Linked DNA regions of Homo sapiens: region 1 is linked to region 2. Evidence: read pairs that join two places in POLR2A ChIA-PET (ENCODE). Cell type or tissue: Panc1. All regions are shown on one strand. Each heading gives the region's core, and the rest is flanking DNA. Links, peaks and the distances in the headings are about the cores only.

The links. ChIA-PET counts read pairs that join two places held together with the same protein. Peaks named below come from ENCODE experiments on the same cell type or tissue, not always from the same donor. Only the 100,000 strongest peaks of a DNase experiment are listed, where the experiment ranks them.
Region 1: POLR2A ChIA-PET joins it to region 2 with 12 read pairs; 3 of 35 experiments call an interaction of 5 or more read pairs at or near these places.

The regions. Positions count from the first base shown.
Region 1 is chr1:39,445,002-39,459,257 of GRCh38, reverse strand. MACF1 (microtubule actin crosslinking factor 1) reads right to left here. Exons shown (of 101, transcript NM_001394062.1): 81 at 11,671-11,826; 82 at 11,360-11,566; 83 at 11,106-11,225; 84 at 10,495-10,664; 85 at 8,047-8,206; 86 at 6,908-7,102; 87 at 6,446-6,574; 88 at 5,408-5,551; 89 at 4,161-4,349; 90 at 768-888; 91 at 9-172. Among named protein-coding and RNA genes, the nearest start is that of BMP8A, 40 kb to the left of the region's middle. In Panc1, for the core only: no CTCF peak of the experiment used is centred there; a DNase peak (open chromatin) is centred at 7,815.
Region 2 is chr1:39,178,716-39,194,335 of GRCh38, reverse strand. It overlaps a transcript of MACF1 not described here. Among named protein-coding and RNA genes, the nearest start is that of MACF1, 18 kb to the left of the region's middle. RefSeq lists enhancers at 2,286-2,828, 9,727-10,240, 10,217-10,486, 10,241-10,755, 9,996-11,195. In Panc1, for the core only: a CTCF peak has its summit at 10,476 (motif pointing left); DNase peaks (open chromatin) are centred at 8,435 and 10,435; H3K4me3 peaks cover 491 bases; H3K27ac peaks cover 7,633 bases.

The sequences.
Region 1 (14,256 bases), core at 1-8,000, 270 kb before region 2:
GGCATTACCTCCTCCAGCCGATCCAAGGCATCATTCAGTTTCCTTTGCCGCTCCAGTGCTAACAGCCACACCTGCTGCCAGCGGGCAGAAAGCTGGTTGATCCGTGGGTTTTTTGCTTCAGACTGTGAAAGGATTGGCATGGGAGGAGGGGTTGGCTGACTTAGGGATTTCCCTAAAAGGAAAAATAATCACAAGATTAGAACAGCTGGTTAGTATACAAAGAGAAATAGCTGTATGTATAAACCTAGAAGATCTTTATAATAATATCCAGTCAATAACTGAGAAAAGAAATACGGGACTTGGCAATATTTAGATACGGAGGTGTACTAATTCCAAAAGTACTGATCCTCCCAGCACATACTTACCTGCTGCCTACATATCTCCAAGCAATTCTGTCCTACCTTAGTGAGCTGATGACACGTTAACTCAACTAAAAAAGCAACATATTCTGTAGAAGCTGTTGTGTTGATTAAATTAGTACAAGCCAAATGTAAACAGCTAGGGCTGATAACCAAAACAATGGAAAGGCCACTGTTAAAAAATAAGCTTAACCACCTCGTAATTTCATACCAATCATACCAAAGAATATGGAGTACAGCTACTGTCTGTCAATGTAAGAAAAGTGAGTTTCAAAAATGAGAGATTTTGGTTCAAAACCAACACGGTTTTTGAAAATGGAATATAATTTTTTTTGATAGGCATTTGGAAAGTGCTCATCCTCAATTAGCAGGAATGAAGCATCCTAACACAGGGGGCTGGAAACATACTGCCTCCGCTGCGGGATTTCTCTATGAAAGGCGCGTGAGTAGGCTCTATGTTTTTCCTTTTGTATGTCTTGGTGACCCGGTCCACGTCAGGCTGTTTGCGAGTCATCTCCTCCATAAATGTCTGTTAAACACAAAAAATAGGAAAAAGAGTTAAATATTGTATTTTTACTCTTATGGGGGCAAAGGAAGAGCTAGGATGGGTACTTTACGGCCTGTGGTGGCAGGAAAGGCTGTGTGGAGGCTGGTGCCTGAGTTGAGTTACTGAGGGATGTAGTTTGGATATTTGTCCCCTCCAAATCTCATGTTGAAATGTGATTTCCAATGCTGGAGGTGGGGTCTAACGGGATGTGATTGAGTTATGGGGGCAAATTCCTCATGAATGGCCTTGGTGCCCTCCCCATGGTAATGAGTGAGTTCTTGCTGTTAGTTCACATGAGAACTGGCTGTTTAAAAGGAGCCTGCTATCTCCTCCTCTTTCTCTCTCTCCCTCTCTTGCCATGTAACACGCTGGCTCCCCTTTGCCTTCCACCATGATTCTAAGCTTCCTGAAGCCCTCACCAGAAGCAGATATTGGCACCATGCTTCCCGTACAGCCTGCAGAACCGTAAGCCAAAATAAACCTATTTTCTTTATAAATTACCCAGTCTCAGGAATTCCTTTATAGCAATGCAAACGGACTGACACACTGAGCAATGAAGAAACAGTCAACAAATGGTGGGAAGGCAGTCCTGGAAGAGGGTGCAACCCAAACAGAGACAGGGATGCCTGACAGTGCTGTGACCAGGACCCCTCCACTCACTGGCTGGGCAGAGGATGCAATCAGAGGAATGGCAAGAGGCAGGGTTGGAGAGGCAGGCAGGAGACAGATCACGAAAGGCTTCTGTGTCAGGCTAAGGGTTGGCCATTTATTCTGAGAGCAACAGGGGGCAGCTGAAGGATTTCGATCCAGGTAAGAGACATGATCAGACCCATGCTTTACAGCTATCACTCTGGCTTCAGTGTAAAACATGGAGTGATGTGGGGGTGGGGGTAAGTGTGGGATGGGGAGTGGCTAGCAGTGAGAAGACAGGTTAAGAAACCATTGCAGCAACTGAGGCAAAACATGGTGAGGGCCAGAGCCAGGGCAGGAAAGATGGAACCAAGAGGTATTTTGAAAGTGGGACTGACAAGCCCTGGTGAGTGGCTAGATGTGAGGAAAAGGAGGAACTCCAGACATCACAGGCCTCTGAATGAGGAAAGGGGGGGCAGATCTGGAATGGACAAATGACGTCAGGCAAGGGGGCAAAGATAAAGTGGAAATTTTAGAACTGCTTCTAGTTTACTGTATGTCTGGACTTTAGGAGATGATAGTGCTGAAGATGAAAAAGATGCAGAAGCTTTATAGGTAATAGCTAAAGCTGTTAGACCAGATAAATCTTAGCAGAGTGAGGAGAGCATCAAGAATGAGACGTCAGGGAACAACACTGATGAATAGGCAGGGAAGAGGAACCAGCTAAAAAGGCTAAAAAGGAACGGTCAGAGAGATCAGAGGAAAACACAAAGATTAAAGGACACAGAAGTCAAAAGGGAAGTTTTGGGAAGGGATGAAGAGCCAGCTAGGTTACATGTCAAACAAAATAAAGACTGAAAAAACTCTGTTGGATTTAGCCAGTAGAATGTGACCAGAACAGTGTCAGCCAGACCACAGGGACTTGGGGAGTGATGGGAAAAAAGGAGATGAGACAGGGAACAAGAAGCGTAGCTGAAAAAGGAGGGGAACTCTGGGTTGGAAGGACATGTCTGGAAGCTTTAGAGAAAAGAATAAACAGGGAGAGACTGAAGACATAGAGGAGAGAGAGGAAAACAGAAAGGAGAAGAACTGAATAGGAAGAAGATAATCTCTCAGAGAGGAGGTACATCCCACAGGAAGGACAGGTGCTCCTCGACTTACGATGAAGTTACATCCTGGCAAACCCATCGTTAAGCTGAAAATATAACACACCTAAACTATGGAACATCGTAGCTTAGCCTGGCCTACCTTAAACATGCTCAAAACACGTTAGCCTACAGTTAGGCAAAATCATCTAACTCAAAGCCTATTTTATAATAAAGTGTTGACTATCTCATGTAATCAAAGTGAAAGAATGGTTGGATGGGCACTCAAAGTGCTTTTTTTTTGAAATGGAGTCTTGCTCTGTCGCCCAGGCTGGAGTGCAATGGTGCGATCACAGCTCACTGCAACCTCTGCCTCCCTGGTTCAAGTGATTCTCTTGCCTCAGCCGCCTGAGTAGCTGGGATTACAGGCAACCACAACCACACCCGACTAATTTTTATATTTTTAGTAGAGATAGGGTTTCACCATGTTGGCTAGGCTGGTCTCAAACTCTTCACCTCAAGTGATCTGCCCCCCTTGGCCTCCCAAAGTGCTGGGATTACAGGGGTGAGCCACCACGCCTGGCCTCTAATTGTATAGTTTCTACTGAATATGTATAACCTTTGAACCATGATAAAGTTGAGAGACTGTAAGTCAGGGACTATCTGTATAGTGAGTTCTCACTTGCTGGGGTAATTGTTTATATAAACTAAAAAGACCATATAGTCTACAGTATAACTAATCAACATTCACGCTTGAATTCAGTATAAATGATTATGGTTAAAAATAGTATTTGCCTCTTAAGGATATATTATGAAGATGGCCCACCTGAGCTTTCCTCCATTCAGTTTAGTCTAATGTGCACCTTCACTGACCACTGGGTTCATGCGAGAGAGCTTTCTGAACCAGGTATAATGGGGACCAGTGGGACCCTGGCTCAAATGATGGTCAATAAAAACAGGCTGTGGCAGGCAGACTTCTAAAAAGGCCCCCAGGATTCCCACTCCTGTATGCACACTCTATGTAATCCCCCTCCCTTGAGTGTGGGCAAATGATGGAATATTCACTCCCTTAATTACATTTCATTCTTCATTACATTTCAAGACTCCATAGAGCACTTTGGACAGTTTCTCCGGCTGGCTGTGTGGCTAAGACCTGAGGGGGCCTCTAGAAGGCAAGAGCAACTCCTAGCTGAGAGCCAGCAAGAAAGTAGAGACCTCAGTCTTACATCCACCAGGATCTGGATTCTGCCAACATCCTGAGTGAGCCTAAAAGAGGACCCTGAACTCCAGATGAGACTGCAGTACTGGCTGACACCTTGATTTCTGCCTGGGGAGACTCCAGGAAGAGGACTTAGTCAACTCATGCCCAGGTATATGAAGCACAGAAACTATGAGGTAAGTAAGTATGTGTTGTTTTACAGTGCTAAGTCTGTGGTAATGTGTTAAGCAGCCATTTAAAAACATATACACAGGGCAACAGAGATGGTCTCCATGCCCAACACGGAAAACACCAGTGATCACACAGTGAGGTTAAGATACCTGATGCTCAGCGATAAGGGCTTTAACTCGGTCAATGTTCTGCGGGATTGGCTCCTGATCCCGCTGAATGAGGGTGGTCTCAGCCCACTGGATCCATGCCAGAAGTTCTTCCAGGAGCTCAGCATTAGCCACCAGTTCTGACAAGGCCGTTTCAAGACGCTGCTGGTGCTGCTTAGCCCATGTCAGGACCTGTGGAAAAAGAAGGAAACCATGGCCTCTTTCAGTCAAGCATACCCCCTTTGTTTCCAAAGCCCTTTTTCATCTGATTTTCATAATGGCTTTTTATTTTATTTTTTTGGAGACAGACTCTCGCTCTGTCACCCACACTGGAGTGTAGTGGCACAATCTTGGCTCACTGCAACCTCTGCCTCCCGGGTTCAAGTGACTCTCCTGCCTCAGCCTCCCAAGTAACTGGGATTACAGACTTGTGCCACCATACCCAGCTAATTTTTTGTATTTTAGTAGAGATGGGTTTCACCATGTTGCCCAGGCTTGTCTTGAACTCCTGAGTCAGGTAATCTGACCGCCTCAAGCCTCCCAAAGTTCTAGGATTATAGGCGTGATCCACTGCTCCCGGCCAACACAATGACTTTTTAGAGGAGAGACCACCCAAACAGTCAAGAGGCTTCACTATTACCCCAGTGACAACTGGGATAAGAGCTGGAATAAAATATCAGCCCTCCTGAAAGAAAATCTAGTATAGTTGTTCCTTGGTATCCATGGGGGACTGGTCCCAGTACCACCTGTGGATACTAAAATCCATGCATACTCAAGGCCTATAATTGGTTTTGTGCAACCTGCAAAAGTCTGCCCTCTGCACACATGGGCTTCGCTTCCCGTGAATACTGTATTTTCTATCCATGTTTGGCTGTGAATGTGGACCCCACCAACATGGAGGGCTGACTGTATTTACTGAACAATAACCGCATATAAGTGGACCTGTGCAGTTGAAATACACATTGTTCAAGGGTCAGCTGTACATCCTGTTAACACAGGATTTCCCAGGAAGGAGCAGACACTACACAACATGTCCACTGGAAGTCACATTAACATAGCACTATGCCAACACTACTCCTCCAGGTTGCCACACATTACCAAGAAAACAGTCTTTACTAAAATGTTAACTTAATTTTTGCTGAGTTATTCACAGTGAGTGAAAGATTCCTTACCTGGGGGAAAAATACTATACTATACTATAGTGATAGTTTACTGGGCGTGTGCAGTCCTCCTCTGAACCAGGGACTCACCTCCTCGAAGCGAGCTCGGATGATGGTGATCCAGTGTTTGATGGTTGTGATGCAATCGGGGTGGCAGACAGCCAGGATGACTTCTCCCATGGCTACTGCTGAGTTAACGTCCACTCGCTTTTCTTCTACTTTCTTCATGAATTCCTAAACAAAAAAGATTTGAAAACAAAAACGTAAAAAGTCTACATTAGCAGCACTGTTAGTTTACACTGAGGGGGGATAAATTTCAATGTTTTCTTTTTCCTCCATGTGTTAACGCAGACCTCTAAAAGCCTGTATAGTTATTTATGGCATTTTCATTCTAAAAGATGTGGGAAGGTGAGGGGTTTACACAAGAATGACTTTCTCTGGTGGAGATGACAACAAAGAATAGGACACACAGAGGTATGCCCCCCTTTTCCCATTCGAGTTAGTTTCTCTCTTTTTTAGTCCCATTTTTCATTTACTCTCATTTATATCCTATTTCATTTCATGTTGGTAAACATATTTGTATTGGAAAAATATAATTATAGTTGTAAAAACCATGATTTTAAAAAATACCCATAACAGAATATAATAACAAATCCATGATTAAAATCTCTGAGTGGATAACATAAAAATTTAAAAAGGGAAACATTTCCCACCTCATTAGGACAGACTGAGACCCCAGACACTGCACCATACTCTACAGCTTAGTAAGTGGTGCTGGGGGATCAGATCAGGGCCTAAAGCTGGTAACATAAGGCAAACAAAGGCGTATGCAGGTGAGGAGTAAAGAAGATGAAATAGTCAACATTTTTCTTAATACCATGTTTAAAAAACTTGTTACAACCAACATATATTACTTTTATAAGAATGAATGTTACTGTTTAAGGTGTCAAAAAACCCATCAGTCGCTTCCCTTTCATTCCTGCTAAACCAATGAGCTAGGGCCACTCTGGTTTTGTTCCTTTTCATGTGAGCTCTGATATTTCCAAGAAAAAGTTGCTTTCATTTAGTGGTAGGCAGCCCTCAAGGTGGTAGGTAGCATGAGGTCACCAAACCCCAAGGCTGGATTACCTTATGGGTGTCAATGAGAGACTGCAGGGCCTCTGTGTCATCAGGAAGTGCTCCCCGAAAGCGAAGCGTTTGCTCTGCTTCAGAAAGCCACTCCAACAGCATGTGGACTGTGTCTCGAAACACTTCCGCCTGAAATAACCAAGCACAAAAGATTCAACCTCTCTCTGCAGCCAAGGACCTAGATACTGGGACATGCTAGGGAAAGGGTCCAGTGTTCATTCAGACATTTCATGGCCTCATCAAAACTCCACAAAGGTTATCTTTCATTTGTAGATCTTTGAAAATCAACTGAATTCATTATTTCTCAAAATGAATATTAAAATTTTATAGAACATTCAGAATATCAATTTTCAACTCTGTTATACTTATTTCAAGACTGACTGGAACAGATTCTAGTAAAAGAAAAACCAAATAAACCCACTCAGATCTATCCCTTGGGTTGGGACAGCAAATATCCCTTACTTGTTTTAAGGCCTGCTCAAGCCGGCTTTGTTTGGAAACAGAGAGTTTACAGACAGTGTCCCAGCGAGTGCTCAGTTCCTGGAGCTGTCCTTTTACCCAAGTGGTGTCATCTCGACTATTCTCAATCAGCTCTCGGCCTGACCGCTTCAGGACCTGAACGGTTCCTGTTCGCTTTCCCAGTTCCTTCTGGAAAACCTAGAAAAGAAAATAGGAGAATTTGTTTGTTCAAGGAATGTTTTGAGTCCAAGAAACCACTGGGAAATAATAATTTTCTTGGTAGGTTCTAATCATGTGTCTTTTATGCATAGAGGGAGGCAGAGCAATGCATAAGAAAAAACAACCAGGCCGGGCGCAGTGGCTCATGCCTGTAATCCCAGCATTTTGGGAAGCCGAGATGAGAGGACTGCTTGAGCCCAGGAGTTCAAGACCAGTCTGGGCAACATGGCGAGACCCAATCTCAAGGGGAAAAAAAGAAAAAAGAAAGAAAAAAACAACCAGAAAATGTGGCTGTAAATGCTAGCTCAGGCATTTAGGAGATACATAATTTTGAAAAGTTGCTTAAGGCCCAGTTTCTTCATCTGTAAAATGGTAACCATTATACTAACGTTTCCAGAATTATGGGAAATAAAAACATCTGCTGTGCACATAATAAGAATCTGTTGTAATTTCAAGGTAAAGTTAAATGCTTGTGCTGAAACAGGAGGATATTACATAATTCAACATGACAGATAGAGATTATGTTAAATATTGGCGTGCCTGGTGTTAGGATTGTTAGGTTCAGAAGTGGTTTAAAAAAAAAATCACTCATTTCCATTTTAGGAGTCAGTGGAAATGGCTATCTTATGGGTTTCCGTTGGAATTTAGATCCATTTTGTGACTCAACTGAGAGAAACAAACAGGAAGAGGCGCAACCTTGAAGTGAAGTTTACACATTGCCAAATCTGAATCAAACCAATTTTGGTAAATTCGTTGTGACTAATGCAGAATCTCAGCAACAGTTTGTTTAAACACACAAAGCAACTGTCAGGCTCTCTTTCTCCCCTAGAAAGAAGGGCAGAGGCAGTCATATGTAGAAGACCCTAGGCAGTCATATACAGAAGACCCACTGCACTCCAATGTAGCCCAGACCTCACCCCTACCTTGTGTGCATCCATGAGGTTCATGACGAGGTCAAGGTCCCCGTGCACGGGCTGGTCCTCAGCCAGCTGTGGCTCCACCTTGTATAACCAGTCAACCAATGCCTGCAAAGCATCCATGAACTGACCCGAAAAGAGCAGGGCTTCCTCCAACTTGTGCTGCCTGAGAAATGCACACAAACGCTACCATTTTTAGGGATTCCTTTTACAAATGGCCCACAATTCTGCCTCGCTGAAAGGGAATATTGCTTGAACCCTATATAGAGAGTGACTTCTATGTTAGAACAGTTAGAAATACAGTAAAGGCCGGGCGCGGTGGCTCACACCTGTAATCCCAGCACTTTGGGAGGCCGAGGTGGGCAGATCACGAGGTCAGGAGATCGAGACCATCCTGGCTAACACGGTGAAACCCTGTCTCTACTAAAAATACAAAAAATTAGCCGGGCATGGTGGTGGGTGCCTGTAGTTCCAGCTACTCGGGAAGCTGAGGCAGGAGAATGGCGCGAACCCGGGAGGCAGAGCTTGCAGTGAGCCGAGATTGCACCACTGCACTCCAGCCTGGGAGACAGAGCGAGATTCCATCTCAAAAAAAAAAAAAAAAAAAGAAATAGAGTAAAAAGTGACTGAGAGATGGTGAGACATTTTAAATCAAACCACCCTCTAGAATGGATTAAGGGTAGCACAGGGGACAGGTAGAGATACCCTTTAGGCATCTTATAGCCCAGTGACACACAGGCACACCCTAACAACCCAAGGTCTGTGTTAATCACCTCATATACCACTCTAAGTAAAAGATGATAGTTTTGGTAGTGATCTGGAATCAGTTCAACTCCTAGCTCTGTATCAGTTGTGTGACCCTAGGCTGTTTCTTCATCTCCTTGAACCTCAGTCACCTCATAAAAAAAAAAAATTGGAGTACAGGCCAAGTGTGTTGGCTCACACTTGCAATCCCAGCACTCTGGGAGGCCAAGGTGGGAGGATCACTTGAGGTCAGGAGTTACAGAACAGCCTGGACAATAGCAAGACCTTGTCTCTACTCAAATAAAAAACAATGGCTGGGCGTGGTGGCTGACACCTGTAATCCCAGCACTTTGGGACGCCGAGGCAGGTGGATCATGAGGTCAGGAGTTCCAGACCAGCCTGGCCAATATGGTGAAACCCCGTCTCTAATAAAAATATTAAAAAAAATTAGCTGGGCATGGTGGTGTGCACCTGTAGTCCCAGCTACTTGGGAGGCTGAGGAAGAAGAATTGCTTGAACCGGGGAGATGGAGGTTGCAGTGACCCGAGACAGTGCCACTGCACTCCAGCCTGGATGACAGAGGGAGATTCCATCTCAAAAACAAAAACAAAAAACATTAACCAGGTATGGTGGCACATGCCTATAGTCTGAGCTACTCAAGAGGCTGAGGTGGGAGGATCCCTTGAGCCCAGGAGTTGGAGGCTGCAGTAAGTTCTGCACTCCAGCCTGGGCCAGAGAGCTAGACCCTGTCTCAACATGACAAAAAAAAAAAAAAATGCCAGGCGCGGTGGCTCACGCCTGTAATCCCAGCACTTTGGGAGGCTGAGGCGGGTGGATCACGAGGTCAGAAAATTGAGACCATCCTGGCTAACACAGTGAAATCCCTTCTCTACTAAAAATACAAAAAACTAGCCAGGCGTGGTGGCGGGTGCCTGTAGTCCCAGCTACTCGGGAGGCTGAGGCAGGAGAATGGCGTGAACCTGGGAGGCGGAGCTTGCAGTGAGCCGAGATCGCGCCACTGCACTCCAGCCTGGGTGACAGAGTGAGACTCTGTCTCAAACAAACAAACAAAAAAAAGTACAAATAGGGTAGCAATATTGTAATATTTAGCATGGCATAGTGGGTACAAATAGATAAAAGTACAACTTTTAGAACCAAACTGCCATGGTTTAAACCTCAGCTCTGCCAACAGGGTAGCTGAGTGACCTTAGGGGAGTTAAGAACCTCTTTATGGTCATTTTCTCATCTGTACAATGGAATAAAAATGGTACCCACCTCAGTGGTTATGAGGATTAAATGATTATCAGCTACTGTTTGGTACATATTCAGTAGTAATTGCCCAGCAAAGGTCAGGTATCATTATGGTTAAATGAGGTAATGCATGTAGAGGCTTTGGAGTGTCCAAGAGCAGTCAATAAGACAGTTGTTGGTATTACAAATTGATGATTTACAAATACTTTTGAGTTACTGATCTATTATTGTTGGTTTGATTTTATAGGCCTCTCTCTAATACAATAAGGTTCAAGTTTAAAATGAGAATTTTTACACATTTTATTTAAATTATAACAGTCTTTGAACTAACTGGTGGTGTTAAGATGGTACAAAACCTCTTACTGATGCATTAGCTTTATCACCATTTTATAGAATCTGGTAAGAACCTCTTGCTTTTGGGATCCCGGTTAGACCCCTGAAGGGGACATTCATGCTCACCGCTCCACAGACTTGCCACAAACAGTATCCCATTTGTCTCTGACTTCTCCTAGGAAATTGTCAAGTTTCTGACTATCTTCGGGAAGCAAAGTCTTTTCTTTCAGTGCTCTGCCAGTTCTAATTGTGGTATCATACACAGGCTGCTTGCCACCAAGAGTCTTCTGAAACTCCTATGTTTCCAGAAAGAAAAGAAAAAAGTGTTAAAAGTCAGACGACATCTTGATTTGGAACAAAAGAATTTGAGTTTTCAGGCTAGAAACCAAATAAAGTATGAATATCACCACTTTTTTTGAACTAAAATTAACCATAGCTTATCCTTAAGAAATTTATAATTTTTTGTTTATACCATATATAGAAGTGCCTGACAATTTGTGAAAGCCTACAGTTTTAACTAGTTACTCCCATAACTACTTTCCTTAAACTGTTATTTAAATGAGCAAATATCATGATTAGACCATCTAGATATAAAATGGAACCCTGGCTTCATCATTTTGACTTTTAAACATTAACCAATTGGTTTTCTTTTTACTAGCTCTGATTTTTATTTTTGGCAAGATACAAGCTTTAGCGAATACTATGGCTTGGGACCTAAGAGCAATTAACTGCTTTACCTTATGCTTAGAAAGCTGAAGTTTAATTTTGTCTGGGTCATTGGATATCTCTAGTTCTGAGTCCAGGTGACTCTCTGCATCTTCTAGCCAGTCAATCAGTTTTTTCCAAGCTTCATGGAACTAAAATTACATAAGAAATAAGTTAACAGGAATGAATATACACACTATACAGCACGTTTGAGAATCATCCCAGAGACTCAATACATGCAGCCCAAGACTCTTCAGTGAATTAGTATCTTTCTTCCCCAACTTACTTGTTTTGCCCGCTTCCTGGCATCATCTAGTGATCGCCCTCTTTCAATAGATCGCTGGACAACCTTCTCCCATCGAGACTGCACGCTCACCAACAAATTCTTGATCAGAACAACATCCTGCTTTTGGCTAAGGAACTTTAATTGATTCCCAGTTTGATCCAGCTCAATGATCTGGTCTCGATGAGCATTTACTTCATTAGCAAAAACCTGAGGGAACAATAGTGCTCTTTTTTAGCTTAAGATAAGATAAAGGGGCATTTCTTTCAATTAGTGCTTTCAAAAAGAATGCAGCATCATAATATCATACTTACCTTGTGCTCTTCTATCTGGGAAAGGACAGTATTTAGAATCAGGCTTGGTGGAGAAGCGATGTTTAAACTCTGCTCTGCTAGAGTGAGCCAGTTGATAAATTCTTGTAGGGAATTCTGGAATTCTGTTGCCAAGTTGAGGGCCTCTTCCAGCTTTGACTGAATTTCAAGTAAAACACACACACACAGAAAGAAAAAGCGCCAATTTCAGGAATTATAGGCTCAGCGACAAAGGCATGAATTGTACAACAAATGAAATGACCTCTAAAAAGGAAGCCTCATTTAATCAACGTCCAAACATGCTTTATTTGTAAAGAAGGGGACATTTTAATGTTAGTGTCTGAAACAAATGGGCAAGAACTGTGTACATGGAAAAGGAAATAGAGCACAATAAGCAGCTAAGTTCCTTTCTCTGCTACTCTCCACTTCCTTGAACGGGAATAAGACTATTCAATAACTGTAAGTGAACAGACCCTTTAGTGGTGACAGCTGCAGGATCTACAACCTGCTTTGGGTAATGTTTCAGTTTCCTTTAATGTACTTTTTGTGGTATAAAAACAGCTAAATGAAAAGCAATTTACTATGAAGATGATGTTCAATGTAGTACTCTTTGTTTAAATACATGTTTTCAGAAAATATGGCATATGAAAATATGAGTCTAAAAATTATGCTTATGCTATAAGAAGAAGAGGTAACGAAAGAAGCCAAGACATTCTAGGCAAAAATCTGACAACACTAGATGTAGATTTTCAGACACTTTCATTTACCTAAGAATGGCAACAACAAGAGCTCATTCAGGGAAAAGGCTACTCCTCACAAGTACGCTTCAATCCCACAGAGTTCATAAGCTCCATCCTCAGAGACCTACACTAACCTTTTGGTAATGACTTCTGCCTCTGGCCCCCCTACTAGGCAGGCAAAGTAAAAATGACAGGCTGACAAAAATGAGTATTTCCAAAATATTCACAGAAAAAACTCCAAGATGTACACCAAAAACGTTAACTGTTGTTAATTCTACCTGACTGGGTTGTAATTTCTATTTTCCTCTTTGCGCTTTCAGGTTATTTTTGTAACCACCCCCCACCAAAAAAAAAAAAATTACAATAAATGTTATAAAAATGTACAAACCCAATCTAAACAAATCAGGTGGAAAAATGAAATCCACTTCAAATATATATAGAAATGTTTAGAAATTAATATATTACAAGTTCCTAGATGATAGGAATTCTTTCCACATCATTCTATCCACATATTCTTTATATATTTTTTATATCTACTTTATAGATATAAAAGATATACTTTTATATCTAATTTATATCTTTATATTCTTTATATCTACATATTCTTTATATTTTCTTACTACAGCACCACACACATTTAATAAATGATTTTACTGATCCTGAAGGTAATGTTTCTGCAAAATAATAAACTATCCTTGACACTCAGCTTTTGCCTGACCATTTCTGATAATGGGCAACTATGTCTTAAGGTATTTTGCTCAACTATTAAGAAAACTCTCTGAAAATTTCTTGGTTATGAGCTGGAATCTGTCTCAGTTTATTTAATCTTAGCTTTGCCTTCTGCAGGATCTATGGATGACAGCCTGTCCAAGGATTGTTTTCTCTTTTTTTTGGAGATAGGTTATTGATGTCACCCAGGCTAGAATGCAGGGGCACCATCACTGCTCACTGCAGCCTCAACCCTCCAGGCTCAAGTGAGCCTCCTACTTCAGCCTCCCAAGTAGCTAGGACTACAGGCGTGTGCCACTACACCTGGCTAATTTTTAGGTATTTTTGTAGAGATGGGGTCTTGCTATATTGCCCAGGCTGGTCTCAAACTCCTGGTGTTAAGCAATCCTCCTGCATCAGCCTCCCAAGTGCTGGAATTACAGGCGTGAGCCACCAGGTCTGACTCTGTCCAAGAATTAGCATACACTTAGGTCCTTTAGCCATTCTTAATATAATCAAATTACCCAATCCCATGCTAGAAGGTTTTTAGGAAATTAATGCTTCTCTCAAGATGTTCATGTGTTTTATGCCCTTCTGTTCATTAATTTCCCAAAGATAGGGTCGTCTTTAGTGTTTCCACCATAAATCAGGCACAGGACTTGGCACACACTTGCTCAATAACTATTCATTGAGTGAATGTGGTCAACAGGTTTGTGTATGTATATATTTCATACTTGATCTGAGCAGCAAAAAATACAGTGAAACTCTGTACTCATAAAAAATAATCTTTTTGGGCAAACACCTTGATCCCTAGTCATCTTTCATTATTTTGTAGAGAAGAGAATTTGATTTTTGAGGATGAGTGGGAAGAGGTCATATAATTTACTTCTCTCCTGATTTCTAGTAAATTTCCTTGCACACTACATTTACGTTAGGAACCAAATTCCTTGTGGAGAATTATTCGTCAGTCCCTATATGCCCTGTCCCCAATCTCTCAACCCCAAGATACCAACTCCAGCAAAACCTTGTTTTTAAGTAGAACACAAATTGGTGATTAATATAGGACATAAAGCCCATCACGAAGCGATAATGGCAGTAATGTCTTAACAGGTAAGGAATGAATAATTATAAAAGCAAATAA
Region 2 (15,620 bases), core at 4,562-12,561:
AAAAGAAAAGAAAAGAAATTCCACTTCTGGAAATCCCTCCGGATATGGATTCTGCCCAGGATCTAACTCTAGATGGCCTTCCTATCAAGCTCAGCAACTGAAGGTCTTACCCTTAAGAAAGAAAAGGGAAAGTAACACTAAAGAGGAGGGGCAGAAAATAAAGTGAGAGATGCTCTGGTACAGCACTTAGAAAACTCACTCTTGGCCAGGTGTGGTGGCGCATGCCTGTAATCCCAGCACTTTGGGAGGACGAGGTGGTTGGATCACCTGAGGTCAGGAGTTCGAGACCAGCCTGACCAATATGGTGAAACCCCATCTCTATTAAAAATACAAAATTACCCAGGAGTGCCTGTAATCCCAGCTACTTGGGAGGCTGAGGCAAGAGAATTGCCTGAACCCAGGAAGTGGAGGTTGCAGTGAGCTGAGATCATGCCACTGCACCCCAGCCTGGGCAACAACAGCGAAACTGTCTCAAAAAAAGAAAAAAAGAAAAAAGAAAACTCACTCTTAAACCCAAGTGCCTGCCTCTCTCTCTCTCTCTCTCCCTCTCTCTCTTACCAGGGCTGTAAATATAATTTGTGAGCCAAACCTATATTCAAATTCTGATTTCACAATCTCTAGTTGTGTATCTATGAACCAATTACTTAATCTCTTTAATCCATAGTTATCTCATGTCAAAAAGGGATAATAAAATTACCTCTTCACAGTGTTACAGTGAGGATTAAGTGAGAAAATGCATAATATATTTGGCACACAGTAAGCATTAACTATTTAAAAAGCATTAAACATTGACTCATTAATGCCAACTCTTGTTATTATGATTACCACACAAGAGACCTCCTAGCAGGGCATCAAGTCATCCTCAGTGGCAAATGCAAGAAGGTAAGTGAAAGTAATGTGTGGTATTGAACAGCTCAATGACTAAGTCAAATTAGGCTTCGACAGCATTGCTTCAAAAAGGGAAAGGACAAGAATATCTAGTCAACCTCAACAGCCATATTACCATTTTAAGTAATCTCTCTCTCTGGCATTTTGACCCTTTTCCCCAATGAAATAATATCTATCTAGTAAGCTTTTTCCAGGAAACTCTGGTAGCCAACATCTTAAAGAAATGGAGAAAAAAATGATACGAAGAAAAGAAGCCCTGTCTATGGGGACTGTTCCAGAATCTTGCCCAGGATTGTTATTTTTGTCCAGAAATATTCTTTTTTTTTTTAATTTTTGAGATGGAATTTCACTCTTGTTGCCCAGACTGTAGTGCAATGGCACAATCTCGGTTCACTGCAACCTCTGCCTCCCGGGTTTAAGCAATTCTCCTGCCTCAGCCTCCCAAGTAGCTGGGATTACAGGCATGCGCCACCATGCCCGTCTAATTTTTTTGTATTTTTGGTAGAGACGGGGTTTCACCATGTTGGCCAGGCTGGTCTCGAACTCCTGACCTCAGGTGATATCCACCCGCCTCGGGTTACAGGCATGAGCCACTGCGCTTCGCCCATAAAGTTCTTAATACAAGTTCACGCCTTTTGTTTCTGCTCTAATATTTTAAAAAACATAGTACTGAATATACAAAGATGTCACAATAGACAAGGAATCCAGCTCATTTATCACTAGATTAGTGTTTCTCTTATTGAGAGCCTAACCCTCAGTGACCCCTACTGGACAAAGATAGATAGACACAGAAGACTAAGTTTTTAAACAACAAAGAAAACTGTGTTGCTTTTATTCTGATGAAATTCTCACACATGGAACTTTCATTATACAAGTTCAAGCTTGTGTCAAAATCTATATACACCTGTAACATAGAAGGCAACAATGCTATGTCCAGTCAGCTCATTCCTTTTATGGGAAACATTATCACCATAAAGTTGGTTGGCTTCACGGCTGCCTCAACAGGATCGTCAGTATTTATGGTTTTGTGATGAGTCCTTATAGAGAAAATAGCAGACAGAAAAGGAGCAGTCACTGGCACACAACTCCTACCCCTCAGTACCTTGCAATTTTTCCATTCCCCGAGGTGACTCACTCTTAACACAGCCCAGACTACTTGCCAGCAGTCAGGGCCACTATGTGTGCCTGGTGAGTAATGCTTTCCCCAGCGTGCATCCTCCCAGCTGCCTCTGACTGAACAAGTCATAAAAGGAAATCTGGGTAACCATTTTTAAGTTTTTTGTTTTTTTCTTTTTTTGAGACAGAGTCTTGCTGTGTCGCCCAGGCTGGAGTGCAGTGGTGAGATATCGGCTCACTGCAATCTCCACTTCCCAGGTTCAAGCAATTCTTGTGCCTCAGTCTCCTGAGTAGCTGGGATTACAGGCATACACCACCACACCCAGCTAATTTTTGTATGTTTAATAGAAACGGAGTTTCACCATGTTGGCCAGGCTGGTCTCGAACTCCTGGCCTCAAGTGATCCACCTGCTTCGGCCTCCCAAAGTGCTGGGAGCCACCGTGCCTGGCCCAGTTTTAAGAACACATGTCCCATCCTAAACACAAGGATAGCTCCTCTCAGCTCCCTGCAGGGACTCAGAGTTGTAATGAATTCCCTCTAATGGCAGCCAGGTGGCAATGCAGAAACAGGCAAAGGCAGAAAAGCCAATGAGTATGATTAAGCCCTTACTCTCTAAAATCTGGGGACCACAGCTTCTACTTTGGATAAAACAAAAAGTAATGGGCATGAAGCAGAGCCATCTGCTATCACACAGCATCACACCCTGTGGCACAGCCCTGATGAAAAGCCCAATCTCAGAAGAAGGAGGCAGCCTCTTAAGTATCTGTCCATCCATCCTTAGGTGTCCCAAGTAGTGGATGAGGAAAACGACAGCATCTGTTTTTTTGATTAGTGACTGGCACATTAATTGAAAAATGGACAACAGTTGTAGTTAAACTTTCTCCCAATAGATGTTCCTGGAGTATCTAATCCTTCAGACATGAATCTATGGAGTTAGTGCAAACATTTTGGAAACAGCTGCCAAGAGCTAGGTAAGTGAGAGAAGTGGAGGAAGGTCTTTGACACAGACAATTTACTTCAAAGCTATCTTAAGCAATAATAATTCCTGATAAATTGTCAAACAGGAAAACTTTAAGTAGGACCCAACTGGGCCTGTACTTTACTGCTAGGTTAAAAAAAAAAAAAAAAAAAGAAAGAAAGAATCACCCCAAATACATCATATCCAGTGAATTTTTAAAATTTTCTTAAAAATCAGAGCACCTTCAATACAGTTGCCTACATTTTTTCCCTACCTATAATCCTTGGGTCTCTGATGCTCATATATGCCTGGGAAGAAAACTATTATCCAGCTTAGTTTTTGTTGTTGTTGTTTTGGGGTTTTTTTGTTTGTTTGTTTTTGAGACACAGTCTCACTCTGTCACTCAGGCTGGAGTGCAGTGGTGCGATCTCAGCTCACTGCAAACTCCACCTCCCAGGTTCAAGCGATTCTCGTGCCTCAGCCTCCCAAGTAGCTGGGATTACAGGCACACCACCACGCCCGGCTAATTTTTGTATTTTTAGTAGAGACGGGGTTTCGCCATGTTGGCCAACCCAGTCTCAAACTCCTGGCCTCAAGTGATCCACCTGCCTCGGCCTCCCAAAGTGCTGGAATTACAGGCCACCGCACCACCTCCAGCTCAGTTTTTGACAAAATCCAGAATACTCAAGATCCTGATTTTTATCAAAAAGAGAGAGAAAGAGAAAAAGAGAGACAGCACAAGGCGGTGGCTCACGTCTGTAATCGCAGTACTTTGGGAGGCCGAGAGGGCAGATTTCTTGAGCCCAGGAGTTCGAGACCACCCTGGGCAACATGGCAAAACCCTGTTGTTATGAAAAAATACAATAAGTTAGCTGGGTGTGGGGATGCACATCTGTAGTCCCAGCTACTCACGCCACTACACTTCAACCTGGGTGACAAAGCAAGATTCCATCAAAAAAAAAAAAAAAAAACAAAAACAAACACACACACACACACACACACAAAAGAAGAGAAAGAAAGAAAGAAAAGACAAGAAAAGAGAAAGGAAGAGAGAGGAGAGGGGCGGGGAGGGGAGGAAAAAAGAAAGAAAGAAGAGAGAGAGGCAGCGAAGGAGGGAGAAAAGAAAAGAAATTACCTATGGCATACCTAATTACTAAAACCAAAAAGATATTGACAAAAATTTTCAACAAGAATGAAACAAAAAGCACTCTCTGGTTAACCTTTGATAAACCAGAATATCTAAATAAGCACATATCAGATTTTATCAATGCATTTAGACATTACAGAACTAGAGACGATTATAGGTCCAGTTCTGTTCTTGGCTTATTAAATGACTTCAGGATCGTTTAACTACACTGGATCTGTTTACTCATTCATAAAATGAGTTCACATTCTAGATCTCTAAATTCTTTTCCAGCTCTAAAATTCTGTGGTTCTGTGAAATATTTAGTTGCCTAGGTACTATGTTGATTGTTATCAATAACAAAAAAAATTACAAAGCCAGTCTTATGCTACTATCCTTTAAGAGCTTACAATCTAACTGGAGAAATATGTATACAGATAGTCTTAACATAAAGCAGTACAGGCTGTGTCAGGAGGGCAAGACTATAAGAACTCAGTGAATGGAACTTCAGAAATTCAGTCAATGAAATGGTCATTTCCTGTTGGGGAAGTCAAAAAAAAGGCTTCCATAGATAAGAAATATAACCTGGGACTAGAAGAATGTATAGGATTTCAACAGTCTGAAATAAGAAGAGTAAACACTCCAGGAGGAGAGATAGCATGAGGAAGAGAATGAAAAACAGAAAGTACAAGTGACACTAGAATGAACCACAGGGTTTGTGTATTTGGGTTGGGGTTGAGGAGGCTCAGAGAGAGGTAAGTAAATTGGGAAGATTAACTTCTGCCAACTTTGGGGTATCCATCACAAATTTAATAAGCACATTTAGCTCCCTTTCAGAAACCTCAGAAAAGTGACAGTAAGAGAATTAAAATGGCACAAACCCACAGAAAATAAGAATAAGAAATAGCAACAAAAGTTTGATACACTGGAGTGTGGATAAACAAATGGTCGAAAACTTAAATGTCAGCTTTCTTTCTCTCTGCTAAGTGCCTGCAGGAAATGGGCAACAATAAGAAACAAGGTAAATTGTACTGCAGAATCCCAGAAAGGCTCAGAAATTGGAAGCACCAGGAACCTCTGAAGACTTGGTAGGAGAAGGCATGCTGCAGAGTAAGGCTGAAAACAAGATTGGTTGGAAGTCTTCAGGCCCGTGTGAGGTCAGGAGCCAGGTGTCTCAGTGAAAACAGGGATATTAAATGAAATCTGACAATGGGCCGGGCATGATGGCTCACGCCTATAATCCTAACACTTTGGGAGGCCGAAGCAGGTGGATCACCTGAGCTCAAGAGTTCGAGACCAGCCTGGCCAACATGGTGAAACCCCGCCTCTACTAAAAATACAAAATTAGCTGGGTGTGGTGGCACGCACCTGTAATCCTAGTACTTTGGGAGGCAGAAACAGGTGGATCACCTGAGCTCAGGAGTTCGAGACCAGCCTGGCCAACATGGTGAAACCCCGCCTCTACTAAAAATACAAAATTAGCCAGGCATGGTGGCAAACACCTGTAATCCCAGCTACTTGGGAGGCTGTGGCAGGAGAATTGCTTGAACCTGGGAGGCAGAGGTTGCACTCCAGCCTGAGTGACAGGGTGAGACTCCGTCTCAATCAATCAATCAATCAATCAATAAACTTTGACAATGAACGATGAGGCCCTTCCAGACTGGCCAATTGCTCCACTTGGCCCAGAGCTCTAGCTACCAGAATTGGCCCCCAGATGGGAGACTGGCCAGTCTTTCCTGGGGAAACCAACCTCCTCTACCTGGTTATTCATTAGGAGTATACCAGTTAACGAGTCCCACCAATCAGCATTTTAGGGCCCAGCTCTTTCTTTTTTTATTTTTGGAGACAGGGTCTCACTCTGTTGCCCAAGCTGGAGTGTAGTGGCGCAGTCTCAGCTTACTACAGCTTCAACCTCCGGGGCTCAAGCAATCTGCCCACCTCAGCCTCCATGCGCCACCACATCCAGCTCATTTTTGTAATTTTTTGTACAGATGGGGTTGCCCAGGCTAGTCTTGAACTCCTGGGCTCAAGCAATCCACCTGCCTCGGCCTCCCAAAGTGCTGGGATTATAGGTGTGAGCCACTGTGCCTGGCCAGGGCCCAAGTCTTAAATGTGAAGATCACCAAGAAACATCAGACATTTTAAGAGAACTTCTAACATGAAAGACAGAGACCAAAATAAATAGAAGGAGCTCAGAAGAAACAGAGACAATGCTGGATGCAGAGGAAAAAAGAAAAGAAAGGGAAGGGAAGGGGAGGGGAGGGGAGGGGAGAGGAGGGGAGAGGAGGGGAGGGAAGGGAAGGGAAGGGAAGGGAAAGGGGAAAGAAGGAAGGAAGGAAGGAGAGAGGAGAGAGAGAGAGAGAGAGACAGAGAGAGAGAGAGACAGAGAGAGAGAGAGAGAAAGACAGCCTCTAATTAATATCCTTAGAGAGACTTAAAAGGCAGTATTAGCCAGACAATTGCTTGAAGCCAGGAGTTTGAGGCCAGCTTGGGCAACATAGCGAGATCTCATTTCTACAAAAAAATTTTAAATAATTTTTTAAAAAATCTGCTAGAAAGTGATTTGCAACCTAGAACTCTATACTCAAACTCTTAATCAAATGAAAAGTAGAATAAGACATTTTCAGATAAGCAAAGTCTCAAAAACATTTACCTCCCTTGTATCCTTTCTCAGGAAGCTAGGATATACCACAATGAAAAAATGGAGTACATCATGAAATACGACATCAGCTCTGGGAAACATGAAATCCAACAGGGAAGACAGGTGAGGGAATTTCCCCGTATGATAGTGAAGGGAAGTGCCAGGATGACAGCTTTACTAAAGGCTTTAAGAGCAACCCATCCAGAGTGAATAAGAGAAAGCTCCTGGGGGATGTCTCCAAATAGACTATTGAACTAAAAGATTATTTGATATGTTTCAACATACTGAGAGAGAAGTCTTAGAGTCCCATGAGAGAGTCTGAAGGTATGTACATAGATCAGTAAACAAGTGACAAAATATGGCAATTATTAATTCCAGGAAAAATTAAAAGTTGGTCCAAAAAGGAAATGTAATCATAGTATATTACATAGCTCACCTTTAAGCAATATTTATATAATCACAATAATCTGAACACTGAATATAACGGCAATAACGTGTGACTTTGGGAAGAAGGGGGAAGAGAAAGTGTGTACGTTAAGGGGGTAAGAATAAAAAAACTAAACCCTAATTTTCTGTAGTAGAATATCAACAGATAATGTTCAAAACCAAAAAAAAAAAAAAATCAAGAATCACTAGTAAAAGAGAAAGAAATATATTCTGGCTGTTTGTGTGTGCAGAAAAAAAAGAAACAGAAATGTGGCCCAGGTGTGGGGGCCCACACCTGCAATCCCAGCACTCTGGGAGGCCAAGGTAGGAGCATCATTTGAGGCCAGGAGTTTGAGACTAGCCTGGAGAACAAAACAAGACCCCCAACTCTACAAAAAGAAAAAAAAATTAGCCAGGCGCAGTGGTACACACCTATAGTCTAAGCTACTCAGGAAGCTGAGGTGGGAAGATCCCTTGAGCCCAGGAGTTCAAGGGTGCAGTGAGCCATGATCACACCACTGCACTCCAGCCTGGGTGGAAGAGTGAGACCCTGTCTCTTAAAAAAAAATAGTGGAAAATACAGATTATTTTTGTCATATGCCTTATAGTAATATTTTAACCTTTTAAAGTAAGAACATGTATAATTTTGATTTAATGTTATAGAAAGTTGGACTGGATTATGAAAGATCTTAAATGACAAGATGAGTTTGGATTTTATCCTATAGGTGAGCCCCTAAAAAAGTCATTTCTAGGCCGGGCGTGGTGGCGCGTGCCTGTAATCCCAGCTACTCGGGAGGCTGAGGCAGGAGAATCATTTGAACCAGGGAGTTGGTGGTTGCAGTGAGCCGAGCATGCCACGGCACTCCAGCCTGGTGACAGAGTGAGACTCTGTCTCAAATTAAAAAAAAAAAAAAGTCATTTCACCCCCCACCAAAACACACACACACACACACACACACACACACACAGAGAGAGAGAGAGAGAGAGAGAGAGAGAGAGAGAGAGAGAGAGATGTTCAGAATCCCAGCCCCCACATGGATTCCCTTAACATTCTGGAATCTGGTTAATTGGGTTTCAGATATTTCTCCCTTATCCACTCCTCTACCTCATGATTAAAGGCCTTTAGCTCATAACCAAAGGGAGAGAGGACCTGTATATATTATGTGGCAGGTACGAGTCTTGGGCTCAGACTCATCTGACAACGAGTCAGGTGGTGACTTCTGAAACAGCATCACCACAGATTACCCTCAGGGGGCTCCCAAATCAAATACACCCTAGGGAACTTTCTTCCCTGGGTCCTTCAGCACTTCAGGTTAAAAATCTCTTCTAATGATTTGTTATTTCATGAAGAGATACAGGGAGATGGCTGCTAGCAGGGAGGAGGAATATTGCTAACTAAGCCCCCGGAAAGTCCAGCACCCTTCTCTAAGAAGTAAGTTATCTGACTCATTTCCTTCTTATCCTACTCCAAAGATCTGTTTACATCCTACAGTGTACCTAGTAATATTGTCTAAAAACAAAACTCATGATCAGCCAGAAGAACGTAACAATTAAAGACTGTGTCAAGAAATAAATAAAGCTTTCCTTCCTCCCTTTCAAATTATAGTTGTTGTTTTTTAACTTTTCCTTCTTGCTTCTGATATATCTTGGGTTTATTTAAAAAAAAAATTTTTTTTTTTAAAGAAACTGGGCCTCTATGCTGTCCAGGCTGGAGTACAGTGACTACACAGGCACAATCATGGCACTATTCTATAGCCTTGAACTCCTGGGCTCAAGCAATCCTCCTGCCTTAGCCTCCCGAGTAGCTAGAACTACAGGTGTGAGCTACCATGCCCAGCTCTTCTGATATATCTTTTTCTTTTCTTTTTCCTTTTTTGTTTTTTTTTTTTTTGAGACGGAGTCTCGCTCTGTCGCCCAGGCTGGAGTGCAGTGGTGCCATGTCGGCTCACTGCAAGCTCCACCTCCCAGGTACATGCCATTCTCCTGCCTCAGCCTCCCGTGTAGCTGGGACTACAGGCACCCGCCACCACGCCCAGCTAATTTTTTTGTATTTTTAGTAGAGATGGGGTTTCACCGTGTTAGCCAGGATGGTCTCGATCTCCTGACCTCGTGATCCACCTGCCTCGGCCTCCCAAAGTGCTGGGATTACAGGCGTGTGCCACCACGCCCAGCACCAGCCCTGATACATCTTAAAGAGAGGTAGTATCTTCTACTTTTTTGGTGGTGTCCTATGCAGCCTAAAAGTCCCTTTTTCCAGGCCATCTTCAGATGAACGAGTTATAAGCACAAAGGCAGCAATTGATATTGCTAAGCCATCTCTCCTAAGACCTTCCTTGAGAGGCCTGAAACCTGAGGCAGAATATTATCAATGCTAGCCTCTCTTTTATCTTTGTGTAAATGGCTAATTTAGCCTCCAACCTCATAATCACACAGACTCTGGTAGGTGCATGATGATGACCAGGAGCACTCTTTCACAATCTTAATATAAATAACAGCCTGAATAACCTAACCAACTTTACTGCTTTGCGATATGAAAAGATACTAAGACTTATCCTGACTGAAACTCTCCATCCCGCCACCACACTCCGCCTCACCTTATCAGCTTCAACCATACAACACCATTGGAGGGCCCTCTACTCAAAGAAGAAAAACACCACCACCACAAGACTTAACTGGGCTTTGAGCAAAGATCTAGCTCTTGCCAAAATACTAGATGGAACTAGGGTACTTTTGGCAATAAGGTAAAAAATTCTGAGATCTGACCTTCTGATGTCAAGGCAAGTTCCCCTCTCTAAATATGTCAGAGGAAATGTCATGCCTTCAAACCAGCCAGTATGACCATGTGAGGCTCATTTCCAAGACACAGACCCTGCTAGCTATAGAACTGAGGCACACAGTGCAGGAACCCACACACGCCGCCCTGCATGAAAAAGAAGTCCATGACTAGCACAGGATGTTGTGAGCCATCTCACCCAGATACAAACACAGTATACCCAAGACATGCATAGACTCAACCATATGCTCTGAGGGCACATGAACAGCACTGCCCACACCAGGGCTCATGAAATAGGAACTAAAAAACAGGTGATGTTTCCTGTGATTTATGCTGGTCAATCATTCTGACTGCCCAGGCAGCCACACCATTTAATATCTTCCAGCAGCTCAATCAAGGTTCCTGTCTCCACCTGCTCCTGTGACATCATCCTGTCATTATATGTTCTTTGAAATTCCTTTGATGAAAAATGAGTCACTTCTTCCTGCCAACACAGGCCTGAGCCTCTTCCACACATGTCATTCTTTGGTAATCCTGTGGGGGCAGGGTGCCACCCAGAGGTTTCTGCAGCTACTCTCGCTATACCTCCCAAGAAAGAAGGCCTCAGAGCAAGATCAAACATAGCCTGGGGAAAAATGGGCAAATGATGAAAGAAGTGAGGATCTTGGTGGAGCTGGGTATGGGGCTGGGAAACTGCCTACTCCAGTGTGACACACAGTTTAAAGGATGAAGTAAGAACTAAGGTAGGGCACAGTCCCACTTAAAACTTGGAAATGCTTCAACTTCAGAGTGCTCACCTTAAAAGTTCGCTTCCTGATATAAAGTGCCATCATGTATTCTCCTGCAAAAAAATGATTGCAAACCTGTTTCTCACCTTGAAGATTTGGGGCAACAGTAACTTGCCTGCTCAAGACAGTGACAGTTCTGAAGCAAAATATTCAAGACAACTTCAAGATTCTCAGTGGCAGCAATAAGGGGCCCAATACAAACAGACAAATACTATTCATACCTACAAATCAGCCTAATATTTTTATAACAGCTTCACTGAGATTTGGTTAACATAAATTCACCCTTTTTAGGTAAACAATTCAATGGATATTTAAGTATCAGTATGTTCACAGAGTTGTTCAACCATCACCATTATCTAACTTTAGAACATTCCATCACCCCCTGAAGAAACCCTATATCAATTAGCAGTCACTTCCCATTCGCCCCTCCTCAACCCCTAGCAACCACTAATCTACTTATGGTCTCTATGGATTTGCCTATTATGTATAAATGGTATAAATGGAATCATACAAGCCTTTTGTGTCTGGCTTCTTTCACTTAGTCTAATGTTCTCAAGGTTGATCCATGTTAGCATCAATCAGTACTTCATTCCTTTTCACTGACAAATAATATTCTGTTGTATGGATATGCCACAGTGTGTTTATCCATTCATCAGTTGATAGATGTTTCAGCTGTTTCTGCTTTGGGGCTACTATGAATAATGCTGCTATGAACATTTATGTACGAGTTTTCTATGAATATATGTTTTCTATATTCTATGAATATAATATTTCTTTTGGATATATACTTTGGAATTGCTGGGTCATGTGGCAACTCTACTTTTTGAAGAACCACCAAACTGTTTTCTAAAGCAGGTGCACCATTTTATATTCCCACCAGCAATGTTGGGGGTGTTCCAATTTCTCCACATCCTCACTCTCTTTTTTATTAAAGCCATTCTAGTGGGTATGAAGTGGTATCTCATTGTGATCTTGATTAGCATTTCCATAATAACTAATGATGTTAAGCATCTAAGCATCTTTTCATGTGCTTATTAGCCATTTGTATATCTTCTTTGAAGAAATGGCTATATAAATCCTTTGCCCATTTTTTTATTGGGTTTTCTTTTTACTGTTGAGTTCAAAGAATTCTTTATATATTTTGGATATAAGTCCCTTATTAGATATATGATTTGCAAATATTTTCTCCCATTCTGTGAGGTGTCTTCATTTTCTAGGTAGTGTCCTTTGAAGCACAAAGGTTTTACATTTTGATCAAGTATAATTTCTCTATTTTTTTCTTTTTTGTGTATACTTTCAGTGTTAGCTACAAGAAACCACTACCTAATCCAAGGTCACAAAGATTTACCCCTAAGTTTTCTTCTAATAGTTTTGTAATTTTAGCTCTTATATGTAGGTCTATGTTCCACTTTGAGTTAAGTTTTATATGTTGTGTGAGGTCAGGGTTTAAATTCTTTTTTTTTTTTTTTTTAAGGTGGAGTCTTGCTCTGTTGCCCAGGCTGGAGTGCAATGGCGTCATCTCAGCTCACTGCAACCTCTGCCTCCCGGGTTCAAGCGATTCTCCTGCCTCAGCCTCCCGAGTAGCTGGGATTACAGGTGCCCGCCACCACATCCAGCTAATTTTTGTATTTTTAGTAGAAATGGGGTTTCACAATGTTGGCCAGGCTGGTCTCGAACTCCTGATCTCGTGATCCACCTACCTCTGCCTGCTAAAGTGCTGGGATTATGGGCGTGAGCCACAACGCCTGGCCAATTTCATTCTTTTGTATATGGATATCCAGTTGTCCCAGTATAATTTGTTGAAAAGACAATTCTTTCTACATTGAATTGTCTTGGCACCTTTATCACAAATCAATTTACCATAAATGTAAGGGTTTATTTTTAGACTCTCAATTCTATTCCATTGATCTATATGTCTATCCCTATGCCAGTACCATCCTGTCTTAATTACTGTAGCTTTGTAGTAAGTTTTCAAATCTGGAAGTGTGAGTCCTCCAATTTTGTTCTTTTTCAAGATTGTTTTGACTATTCTGGGTCCCTTGCATTTTCACATGAATTTCAGGAGCAGCTTGCCAATTTCTGGAAGAAGAGGAGGAGGAGGAAGAGGAAGACGAAGAATAAGAGGAAGAGGAGGAGGAGGAGAAGAAAGAAGAAGAAAAAACCCCACTGGGATTCTGACAGGGATTGCATTGAATCTATAGATCAGTTTGGGGAGTGCTGCCATCTTAACAATATTAAGTCTTCCAATGCATGAACGTATAAAGTAAAAGGCAATGTGAGCCACTCTTTACTAATACTCGGAAACTAAAATACTCAAATTTCCCTATGCTCTATCAAATATTTAGCACACTGGAGACCCCTGATTTGGAGGATCCCCCCAAAATAAGTAATATGCTAAAAAGATACTGATTACTGGCCCAGCGCAGTGGCTCACGCCTATAATCCCAGCACTTTGGAAGGCCAAGGCGGGTGTACCGCTTGAGGCCAGGAGTTCGAAGCCAGCCTGGACAACGTGGCAAAATCCCATCTCTACTAAAAATACAAAAATATTAGCTGGGCATGGTAGCACGCGCCTGTAGTCCCAGCTGCTCAGGAGGCTGTGGCACAAGAATCACTTGAACCCGGGAGGCAGAGGCTGCAGTGAACAGAGATGGGCTACTGTAGTCGAGCCTGGGCAACAGAGCCAGACCCTGTCTCAAAAAAAAAGATATTGATTAAAAAGTAACAGAGTGTCTTTTGTACTGCAAAGCAACAATTTTCAACAAGTTCCCAAAACAGCTGAACACCCTGAGACCTAAGAAAAAGAGACTTAGCCAACCATAGCCAGGGATGAGAGGAACAGCAAAGGCCCTGAGATCCGTCAGGCCCCACTGACCTTGGCTCATTCTACCTTAGTAAAAGGAAGAAGGATAGAATAATCATAATCCATTTCTCTATCACAAATGCGTCAAATATGTAAAAAAGTATCAAAAGAAGAAAGTACATCTTCTTTGTGTGTGTGCGTGTGAGGTGGAGTATCGCTCTGTTGCCCAGGCTGGAGTCTAGTGGCGCAATCTCGGCTCACTGAAACCTCTGCCTCCCAGATTCAAGCGATTCTCCTGTCTCAGCCTCCCCGGTAGCTGGAATTACAGGCATGAGCCACCACGCCCTGCTAATTTTTGTATTTTTAGTAGAGATGGGGTTTCACCATGTTGGCCAGGCTGGCCTTGAACTCCTGACCCCAAGTGATCCACCTGCCTCAGCCTCCCAAAGTGCTGGGATTACAGATACGAGCCACCATGCCTGGCCTATATCTCCTTTTATATCAATTGGCCACAACTCATCCCTAAGAAAAATAAATCTTTGCATTAGTACCAGAGTAGGGAACCAGAAATTTTATTAAAAATAGGCTTGTATCTTGCAATCTGGTTGAAAGAGGAAAAGCCATCATAATAAGTCTTCATCCTGCATTTATATAACAAATACTTTTTACTTAAATTTGTTTATTTAGAGCAGCTTTGAGGAGGGTGATGGAGATTATGGGGGTCTAAAAGCCCTCCAAGCTCCTTACTAGACTGTAATAAAAGCAAAGGAGAGCATAACTTCATTTTTTTAAAATTTCATTTTTGAAACAGAGTCTTGCTCTGTCACCCAAGCAGAAGTGCAGTGGTGTGATCTCAGCTCACTGTAACCTCCACCTCCCAGGTTCAAGTGATTCTCCTGCCTCAGCCTCGTGAGTAGCTGGGATTACAAGTGTGTGCCACCACACCTGGCTAATTTTTGTATTTTTAGTAGAGACGGGGTTTCACCATGTTGGCCAGGCTGGTCTCGAACTCCTGACCTCAAGTGATCCACCTGCCTCGGCCTCCCAAAGGGCTGGGATTACAGACATGAGCCACCGCGCCTGGCAGCATAACTTTAAACTATAATATATAAACTATACAATTAGCACTGGGAAAAACAGGCAAAAGGCTAACCGAGACAGTCTAAATTCTACCATCAACTCTGACCTCTTTGATCACACATAATTGAATGCCTACTGTGTGTGTGTCAGGCAATGCTCTTTACATATATAACTCTAATCCTCTCTAATTCCTATTCTTTCAGGTAGAAATTATCACCTCCATTTTACAGAACAGGAAACTAAGACTTACAGAGATTAAGTAATTTGTCCAAGATCACATAGCTAATAAGTAGCAGAGCTGGAATTCAAACCCAGGCCTCTTCAATTGCCTATCTAGTGCTTTTTCCACTAGTTCAATGGCATTCCAGTATCCTGACTCTCCCATGTATGGTTCATCCCAAAGACTTCCAGAAACAGAAGATGCAGAAGGGCAGCTAAGTCCCACCCCAACTCTGTTCTGAGTGGAGCAAGTTTTCCTAGAGCAACACGGGGTCTGGGGAAAGAAAGGAAGGGGTGGAATATGAGCAAAGACAAAGATGGACATCAGAAAATAAGTGTGTGGGGGAGTTCACCTTGCAGCTAAAAATGAAATTGAATAAGGGCAGGCAGCCCTGGCTAAGATAAGATGACTTCAGTCAAAACTGCAAACAAACCCTTTTCCTGATGACATCCATTTCTCCCCTGTAAACAGAAGTTAAAATATCACTTAATCACTGTTTAATCATTCTCCATAAGTTCACTGCAATTTAACTCCTTATGTTCTGACTGCCTCCAGCATGCTCCTAGACAATCCAGGAAAGGAACTAAAGAGACCATCAAGAGGCGGCTAAGGCTGACAATAAAGCAGAAAGAAACTTTCAATACGCATTAAGTCTCCAAAACCATTTTACCAGTTAGAAATTTTTTATATTATGATCACAAGCCACCTGATCTCTTGGCTTTCCAATCTGACACCTGATTCATGCCATAGCCATGCCTCATGAAGGAATTCCAGGAGTGAGACACCAGACCAGAATTTCACTC